Regions from separate parts of the Homo sapiens genome. Here region 1 is linked to region 2. Evidence: read pairs that join two places in POLR2A ChIA-PET (ENCODE). Cell type or tissue: MCF 10A. All regions are shown on one strand. Links, peaks and the distances in the headings refer to the core of each region. The heading gives the core; the rest is flanking DNA.

Region 1 (5,067 bases), core at 691-4,690, 540 kb after region 2:
ATAAGATGTTTAGCAACATCTGTGGGTCCATGGTCACTAACCCCTACTCCCTAAGTGTCAATATCCCTCCACACTCATCAGTTATGAACCAACCATCTCTCCAAACAATGCCAAATGTTCCTCAGGGGACAAAACTGTCTACTCTTGAGAACCAAAATTGTCTACTCCCTTCTGCTCACCATCAAAAATCTAGCCCTTCTGATATTCCTCAGATCTTCCTAACACATGCTTATGCTTTGCTTTGCATCAACTGCTTAAGAATATTGTTTTTTCTCATAATATTGAGAATTCTTTTAAAGAAAGATCTGCTTTCCCTTTTTATCTTTTTACTTTCTCCATGATCCAGTATAAACCCTTAATTAGCAAGTCCCCAAATAAGTATTGGTTGAATGAACTGTAATGTCAAATAGATGGCTTTTTGTTTGTGCTTTATGTTTCTTGATGAAAGTTAACCCAGGGTTTCTTAGCCCACTGAAATCATCTAATATTACTAATGCCTTTAAATAAATATACCTTTAAATAAATATATATGTATGCACATGCATACTGCTAAATTTGTAAAGTTTGAGTTTACAGGCATCTTCTGAAGTCTATAAAGTTTCAGAAAAGAAAGTTTTTCTCATCCTTCTCCAATCCTATTTTATATTCTATCTTTGGTTATTTTCCCTTGACCTTCCTTTTTCAAGCTTGGTCCCATTTTACCTGGATTTTCGACCTTTGCTTAGCTTGCAAGTCTATATTGCTGTGCTAGCCAGTTATGCAGTCACATTTGCTTCTTTCTATCTTGTCTCTTTTAATCAGCTGCTCCACTAACTAGTAGCTGGCATAAAGAATTCGTGCTAAGTGCACATCTGTTCACATCTGGCACATAAAGGCCTGTAGGTCACATTTGTACAGGCAGCACAGCTGACTTCACAGCAGTCTGAGAAAAGAAAAAAATAGAAAACTCTGGCCTAAAAATTTTTTGTATTTGATCAACCACAGTAATTGGGGCATTTCCAGCTGGCATTCAGCTTGGCACAGGGAACAATGAACGAGACAGGTTAGGATCAGGGAGCTGGCAGTTGCCAAGATCTTTTCTTCTTTTGGTTCCTTCTGGACTCCAGTATAAGCAGTGAGAGAGGCTTGTCCATCTCATTCTGTCTTGCAGTGTGCCCTCTCTCAGTTTGCTGAGACCAGTCAATGTCAGACCATTGTTTCTAAACAGCAACCCTGACTGTCCCCAGCTTGCAAACATTAGCAAATACAGGCAATGTTCTTACAAATAACAGAGATTGTGATTGTCTTTCCTCACTCTGGTCCTGCATCTAAAGTAACAGATTGGAAAAGGGAAGTCAAAGTTCTGGATCCTGTTGGGAAGGTCAGAGCCTCCTTCTGATTTATTGGGGGACTGCTGCTGAGATCAAGAGGCAAGGGGACACCTTGGGAAGTAGCCAGGAAAACACAGGCTGGTGTGGATGAAGTCCAAAATGAACTCAGGTTTTTGCATACAAAAATGAAATGAAAGTTATTTGCAAATGCTCTTCTGGGACAAATTGTTGAAGGGGCCAAATAAGCATTCAATGGGGGCCTCAACTAGATGTTCTATAAGGCATTTTTAAATCTTGATATTTCTTTCATTTTTTTCCATCAACTTAATTATTTCTACTCCCCATATTATATTGTTCTTTAATTTACATCCAGTAATACTTTCTATGTACTTCTCTATCTCCTGCTTCTCCCAGCTGGATTTTTCCATAGTCAGAAGGCAGCTGAACTCCATAGGATATGATGTGAGCAAGAGCAGGTAAGCCACTCAAATACCTTCCTCAGACAGCCATCGTATCTGACATTTCACCATGAAGAACTTAAAAAAAAAACATAGAAATTTTGATCCTTGAGTCCTTGAGTGTTACTGCCACTTAGTATGATAACATCTGAAGTTAATACTGATAAATAGTTTGTTGGAAAAATAATGATTGCTAATATTTTTCACTGCTGGCTAGTCTTCCAAAGAGTTTCATGTATGCTACCTCATTTGACCTGCACATTAATCTTGAAGTATAAGTAGGTAAGTCTTTGAGAACTAACCTCATTAAGCTTTATTTTCTCATCTCAGTAATGGAAATAATGATGCATTCTATTTGCCAAATACTTGGGGGAGACATGAAGCAGAGCAGAGAAATACATATTTATATACACCACACATTAAATGCAAAGCAGTCTACAAAATTTGAATTTAGTGGCTAAATATGTAACTCCTGAAATCAAACTTTTTCCTTTAGTAAATTGTTCACTTGCAGATGAGGAAAGTAGGGTACAGGGAGGGCAAGTGATACATCCAAGATCACGCAACAATTAGTAATTAGAACGAGGTCTTCACACATTACATCTAGTGGGGTTTTTTTTTCACCATTTTATCTTCCAACTACACTCACTTCAAGATAATTCAGAGCCAGTGAATCCATCCCAGAAGGATGATGACTTCAGCAGACAAGAATTGTTACGCTCTATCCTCTTGTTTGGTTAAATGTGCAGATAAATGCTGCCTGAACCACTGCCATGGAGTAAACAAATCAATGGAAGACATGACCTCTGTGTTTAAGGTCTACTTATGAAGCTAGAGAATCCGTGCATGAAAACTAACCAATAATATAAGTCATAACAGTGATATAAGTAAATGATGTTACAGAATTCTGGACAAGAATAGGAAGATATCCAAAAATACTTCTTGGAGAAGGTGGAGTATGAGATGAATCTTGATTACATTTAAATAGTAAGGAAAAGTTTCAGAAAGCTGATCGCATACACAGGAATACACCAAGGAGCACTCAAGGAGAGAGCGCTTACTTTAAATGTGGATGAACATAAGTATAGAAGTTAGAAGATATGATTCCCAGGACTGACACCACCACTTTACTGTCTCTGAGAACGAGCCTCATTAAGCTTTCTTTTTTAATCTCAAAATGGAAATAATGATGCATTCTATTTGCTGAGTATTTTGGGAAGACATTAAGCAGAACAGAGAAAGAAAGAAATACATATGCACATTAAATGCAAAACAGTCTACAAATGTCAACTTAGTGGTTAAATATGTAATCCTTGGAATCATACTGTTCCCTTTACTAAAATATTTTTCAATTGAACTATAACCGACATGTATAAAAATGTATAATGCACAACATTAAATGTACAAACAGATGCATAAAAACCAACTACATATTAAGGAAAAAATAAAGAGAAGTTATCGGATAAATAGGAAAAAAAGACTTAAACAAGCATCTCAAAAGAAGAACATATTCAACCTCATTAGTTGTTAGGGAAATACATACCCAAATCACAAAGTGTTATCACTACACAGGCTCCAGTATATCCAAAATAAAAATAACAAGAACATACAATACAAAATATTAGCAAAGATGTAGAGAAATTAGAACTTGCCTGCACTGCTGATGAGAGTGTACATTGTTTCAATTACTTTGAAAAACTGTCAAACAGTGTTTGCTAAAGCTGTTCAAATAAACACCCTATGACATGGCAATTCCATTCTTAGGAATATCCAACTGAAATGCATATATTTGTGCACTCCCAAAAGGCGTAAAAGGATATTTATTCAGCAGAAATATTTTAAACCTTAACACAACAAAAATAGCAATGGTAGAATGGATAAAGTACAGTAGATTCATATAACAGGACACTAAGCAATGCCATGAATAAACTATTTCTAAATGCAACAACATTGAAAAATCTAAATAATAACAACAACACCCAGCTATAAACAATTGCGTATTGTATAAAAACCATATATGTAAAGCTCAAAAACAGAAACAAAAAACAAATTGAGTGTGATAGAAGTCCAGATAGTGGTTACCTTTGGGTCAGGGAAAGAAAGGACCAGGAGACAGCATGAGGGTCCTCCTGGGATGTTGGTTATATTCAATTTCCTGAGCTGAGTGTTAGTCACATCTTATACAGGTGCGTTTAACTTGTGAAAATTCAAATTGCCTTCTAAATCCCAGCTCCAACATCTAAGATCTATATAAACTTGGACATATTTTTAACTGAGTCTCAATTTTCTAAATCTCACAGAACTGTTTATTTAGATGATACATGTAAGGCATATAGTGCATTGCCAATAATATAGTAAGTGTTCAATCATCATTAGCCTTGTAATCAATATTACTACTCGTAAATAAGGTTCATAAAAGTACTTACACCATAGGGTTTTTATGAATAGCCTATGGAATGGTCAAAATTTTACACTGCTACTGGCATGTAATACATTCTCAAAAAAATAAAATGTTTGAAATAATGATTATTGAAACTTGAGCTTGCACCATCTCTGGCCATTTCCAGATACTGAAGGTCGATGTCTCCCAATAAACCTTGATATTCTGAGAAACATACACAACATGAAGTCTGTCTGAGACACTGGGGAGGTACCATGTTTGCAGACACCAGCTCCAGAATGGGCCAGCATCCTAGCGCCCAGCTCCTCTCCCTTTCATTCCACTTATGAGCGCATGTGCAGTCACTTTCTGCCTTGCTTGTGGAGCATGGCCCAGGTGTGAAACATTCAATTTCTAGCCATAAGGGAGCTGTGAAAACAGAAGGTGTTAAATATTTATCAGGTTCATCTATTTGGCTTCTTTTTTAACATCTTATTTGCAGGTTAGCAAGGAAACAGGGTGATCTTATGCAAGAGGCTGTAGACCAGCAGCGTGTTAACTTTGGAGTCCAACAGAACGGGCTTCATTCCCCGCCACAGCCACTGACCAAAATGACACTGGGCCAAGCCATTTCAGCTCTCTGTGCCTCTCATTGCTTGTCTGTAAAATGAGAGTAATAACATACCTACTTCTTAGGCTTGTCATGAGAATTAAATGAAATAGTTAAAAATATTGCACAATTTTGATATGTATCTGCATGAAAGGATAATGCTTATTTGTATTTCATTCTGTTCTCAGTCTTGCCTATATTTATTTCATAAGTTGAAATATAACTTACATACTATAAATTTTTCCATCTTAAAGTGTTTAATTCAGTGATTTTTAATATACTCACATGGTTGTGCAAACATCAGTAATA
Region 2 (5,067 bases), core at 477-4,476:
AGGGACTTTCTGTAACTTCTGAAGCTGTCTCATAAGAAGCCTTGCAGATTCTGCTCATGTCTCTTTCCTCTCTGGGAAACAAGTCGCGACTCAGGGATAAGCCTGAGACACATGGAGAGAACATCCTGATCAATCTGGTCTTTGCTGCTACCCTGGTCAACAGCCTGAGCTGGATACCTGGCTGACAAGTACCACCTTTTTCCTACACAGATGACAACCCAGCCCATGAGCACCAGGTGAGTGAGTGAAGAAGTCATCCAGGAAGTGGGTGCTCCAGTTCATGCTGCATAGGTTGGAGACAACTCTTCTAGCTGAGGTCTTGTGATGCACAAAACAATGGTTATTTGATAATATTATGCTTTGGAGTAGTTTCTTTCATAACAGTAGATAATTGGAATAGCATTACTAGAAATAGCTAACATGTATTGAGCCATTGCTGCTTGTCAGAGTATTTTCTTAGGAAGATACACACACACACACACACACACACACACACACACACACACACACACACAGAGTTATATAATACATAATACACATGTATTTAATTGTATCTGCATATTAATCTAAGGGCTTTGGAGCTTTTATTATTCTCATTTTATATAAGAAAAATCTGAGGTTAGGCAACTCTTCCAGATCACACAGCTAGCAATTGGTAGAAATGTATTCAGACTAGGACTTTATTTGTAACCGCATCTCTCCCTCATAGCTCTGTGCTTTTGTCATGATGATGTCGATATTTAGAAATACACTTTTTGTTTTCTTGGAATAACCTTCCCACTCACCCCACTCTACTCCAACTGACAAATTCTTTCTAATCCTTCATGGCTTAGCTCTATAGTTATGTTTTCCTACCCAAATCCATGTAGATGTCCCTCAGCCAGTACTGCACTGTCTTCTGCCTAGCTGCATGAAAACAAGCAAGTTATTCCACCTCCCTGAGGCTCAGTTTTCTCATCTGTAAAATCAGTTAAAATGACTTCCTTATAGGTTTGTTGTGAAGATTAAATGGGCTGGCAGATGCTAAAATGTGTCATGTATGGAGGACCACGATGCACACACTAACCATCATCAAAGCTGAACTGCAGGCTGGAAGGATGAGTTCCATAGTCAATTACCTTTTGCTCTATATGTCTCTGGGTGTGCTGAGTTGCCTAAGGCACCACTTGCGCCTTCAAAGAGCACATAGTTCAGTGGGACAGAAGACAAGTAAAAGAACCAATATATTAATGAGATTCATGGCAGGATAGAGGGGAACATAGACTCTTTTAGTATCAAAAAGGGGCTCGTAATACCTTTGAGGAGGGCATTTCATGAAAGATTACCTGGAGGTGAAATAAGCCCTGCAGAATGAGAAGGTATTAGTGAGGCAAAGAAAAAGGAAAACCAGGCATTCCAGGTAAGAACAAGCTTAAGCAAAGCTATAAAGGAACCCAGGAGTAGGGTGTACGAGGGAACCTCCAAATAGTTTGATACCTACTTGCATAACAGATTTTGGGTGAAGGTGGTCTGGAGTAAAGAAGCAGGAGAGGCCTTTAGAGAGAACTTTGAATTCTAAGCTGAAGCCTTTCTCCCAAGGTCGTGAGATGCTATTAAAGGATTGAGAGCAGTGAGTGTAGATGAATAATTCTGCATTTTAGAACCATTACTTTGGAGCCTGTTTTGGAAGGGCAGGACTGGAGGCAGAGATATGGATGGAGGATTGTTCAATATTCTAAAAGAAGGGTGATGGTAGTGTGATCCAGGAGCATGCGAGTGGGCCTTTGGAGAGATGCCAAAGCAAAAGAAAGAAGGAAACTTAGTGGCTGGCTAAGAGGGATAAAGGTGGGGAAGAAATCTGAATGAACACCTTGGTTTCTGACTTGGGTGACAGTTCATGGTGGCACCCCACATTCAAATAGAATTAAAAGAGTGCAGAAGGAGGGACAGTCTCTTCTCCCTCTGGAGATGGGATTTCTGCAGGGAGGACACTGGGTCCTGTGACACTAGCTGTGCAGGTCACAGGCCTGCAGGAGCATTGAGCCAAGCAGGTCATTACAGGCATATCCACATCTGTTATAAAAACTGAACTCTAATCGTGCCAGACCCACTCTGGCATAATAAGTGTGGTTTTTAACATAATGCACTGCTGGAGCGAAGTTGTCAGAAAAGCAGGAGGCGGAGGAGGTAATCTGTGAGACTTCAAAAAAGAAGATTGAAGCCATTTTATGTGGCTGGAAATGAGTCATTTGTCAGCAATGCCAATGTGCTGTCAGCTTTGGAGGAGAGATGACGGGGCACCCTGGGGGGAGGGCTGGTGAAAGTGTCAACCTTCAGTCACCAGAGGCCATGTGTGGGGTAAAAAGTGTCAGTCACATCACATCCCTGTCCTGACCTGGGTTAGAGGAAAACCAGGGTCACAGCAGAGCATTAGCCTTGTAACCAAGGAACCTTGTAACCCTCCTCTCTCAGGAAGGAACTGATGTGCTCAGCGTTCTCAAAGACTGTTCAGAGCTTTAATTCCTCGGGGCATGTGCACTTTAAAAGAAGAGTGGGAGTGCAACACTTAGGAAGAAGAAACTAAGGGGTAAGAGTGGATTGGTGGCAGAAAGGAGGAGAGATTTCGAGCAAGGACTTGCCTAAGGTCACTTACATAGGTGAATACCCCTTCTCTCTACCTAGTTGCCAAGTCCAGGGTTATCTCTGGGTCCTAATAGCTTGGAAGCCATTCCTGGGAGTGACAACCCATTCTAAATGGAGTGATCCCTGCTTTGTATGTTATTGCATTACCTGACACTCCCCTACCCCCATCATGCCAGTATCGATCACTTGGATACTTACTTGGGGTACAGCAGCAGATCATCCTAACTGGTTCAGCCTTCATTGCTCTGCTCTCATCCATTTTTTTTTTTTTTTGAGGCCATAGTGACCATCTTAACTTGAATTGAGTCTTCGCCTTTCCCTGTTCTTTGTGTCCTCCCAAGCTACCTGGCTTTGGTCTCTAACAACCTATACCATTTCAATCTCAAACAAGAATAACTTTTCCTTTGTTCTCTTCACTCTACTCATGCTTGCCCTTTTTAGTTCCCTGAACACAGTGACGTTTTGTCTTTCTCTAGAACTTTGCTAAGGCTGGTCTCTCTTCTCAGGTAATGTCTATTCATCCTTCAGCTTCAATATCACTTCTTCAGAGAGGTACCTCCTGACTCTGACTAAGTTGCACCCCTGACCAATACAACACATAGAGACTGTCTTATAATACTTTCTTTGCTTTTGTAATTTTTATGATTATTTTATGTTATTGTTTATATTCTGACATCCCATTTCGATTCTGAACTCCTTAACAGCAAAGATAATGCTTGTCTTTTTTGCAACTGAATCTTTATGCCTATATGAATGCCTAATGTCAATGTTTCCCAGATATTTGTAGGATGAATAAATGAGGCCAGGTGCAGTGGCTCATGCCTATAATCCCAGAATTTTGGGAGGCCGAGGTGGGCTGATCACCTGAGGTCAGGAGTTCGAGACCAGCCTGGCCAACATGGTGAAACCCTGTCTCTAGTAAAAATACAAAAAGTAGGCAGGTGTGGTGGCATAAGCCTGTAGTCCCAGCTACTCGGGAGGCTAAGGCAGGAGAATCACTTGAACTCAGGAGGCGGAGTTTGCAGTGAGCCGAGATCGCGCCACTGCACTCCAGCCCGGGTGACAGAAAGAGACCCACCTCAAAGAAAAAAAAAAAATGAATGAACAAATGAATGAGTAAATGAATGAATAGACAACTCTTTAGTAATTCTGGTGAGCAGGAAAGTTTGGAACTCCACGCACCAGGCAACATCACAGATATACCAAATGACTTGCATAGGCAAAGAGACACGCAGGAATCAAGGAGGTTTATCAATAACTTTCCTGCCATTTTAAGCTATTTCCCTCTCACACTTTCTGTGGCAGGATAGCTTTGGGGAACAGAAGTTATAGAACCCCTTCCATTAGACCAGTGGTTCTAAAAATCTCCTAAAGACATAGATTAGAGGGTCCCACCCCGGTGCTTCTGATTCAGTAGGTCTGGGGTGGATTTCAAGAATTCACATTTCTGAAAAGTTCCCAGGTGGTACTGATGATGCTGGGTGGGGGGGTCACACACCTTTAGAGATAGTGCACTGCACATAATCTCTAGAGGCAAGGACTCTGCTTTTCACATTTGCTATTGCTATACGCAGATGCTATTGCTTAAACATACATACTGCTATGTTGTATATGCTCAAAAATTTTGTTGAATATGTGAAAGAAACTCAGTGGGCCCCTTTGCCCATCATGTAGTTCTGTTCCCAGAGCTAATTCCTCTTATCCATTCCTATTCCACGTTAGACGATCAACGCCATCACAAGCTCCCCTTACCAACCACTTGACCTTCTCTAGGTAGCTTTTATGTTCCACCCATCCTCCCCAAGAAACATCATCTATCCTTGTATTTTCTGTTCCTAAGGACTTGATGATATTTAGCAAACCACTTCAAGTTATGATGTTAACCAGTAATGGCAGATCAACATGTCACCTCTTTAAAGAGAAATTTTATTCTAACATTCGATTGAACATTGATCCATAATTGTGGTCAACTTGTACAGTATAGCTTGCTGGCTAAACTAAGCTTTTACAGATCTTAGTAAAAGAGTTTTATTTAGTAAACTATATAGCATTAAAAATAATTGTGAGGGCCAGACGTGATGGCTCACATCTGTAATCCCAGCACTTTGGGAGGCCGAGGTGAGAGGATCACCTGGGGACAGGAGTTCGAGACCAGCCAGGCCAACATGGTAAAACCCAGACTCTATTTAAAAAAAAAAATACAAAAATTAGCCAGGCATGGTGGCACGAGCCTGTAGTGTCAGCTACTTGGGAAGCTGAGGCAGGAGAATCTCTTGAACTCAGGAGACAAAGGCTACAGTGAGCCGGGATGTCACCACTGCACTCCAGCCTGGGTGATGAAGTGAGACTCCATCTCAAAAACAAACAAAATGACTGTGGGGCAAGCTATGATAAACAGCTTAATAGCAAAAATTACTTGTCTGTACTTTAGAAATATCCACATGC

The links. Peaks named below come from ENCODE experiments on the same cell type or tissue, not always from the same donor. Only the 100,000 strongest peaks of a DNase experiment are listed, where the experiment ranks them.
Region 1: POLR2A ChIA-PET joins it to region 2 with 7 read pairs; 2 of 35 experiments call an interaction of 5 or more read pairs at or near these places.

What each region holds. Positions count from the first base shown.
Region 1 is chr9:118,304,465-118,309,531 of GRCh38, forward strand. No RefSeq gene overlaps it. Among named protein-coding and RNA genes, the nearest start is that of LINC02578, 370 kb to the right of the region's middle. In MCF 10A, for the core only: no CTCF peak of the experiment used is centred there; no DNase peak of the experiment used is centred there.
Region 2 is chr9:117,761,214-117,766,280 of GRCh38, forward strand. It overlaps LOC105376244 (a long non-coding RNA gene), which reads left to right. Exons shown (of 3, transcript XR_007061907.1): 1 at 1-236. Among named protein-coding and RNA genes, the nearest start is that of TLR4, 59 kb to the left of the region's middle. RefSeq lists an enhancer at 1,649-2,848. In MCF 10A, for the core only: no CTCF peak of the experiment used is centred there; a DNase peak (open chromatin) is centred at 2,238.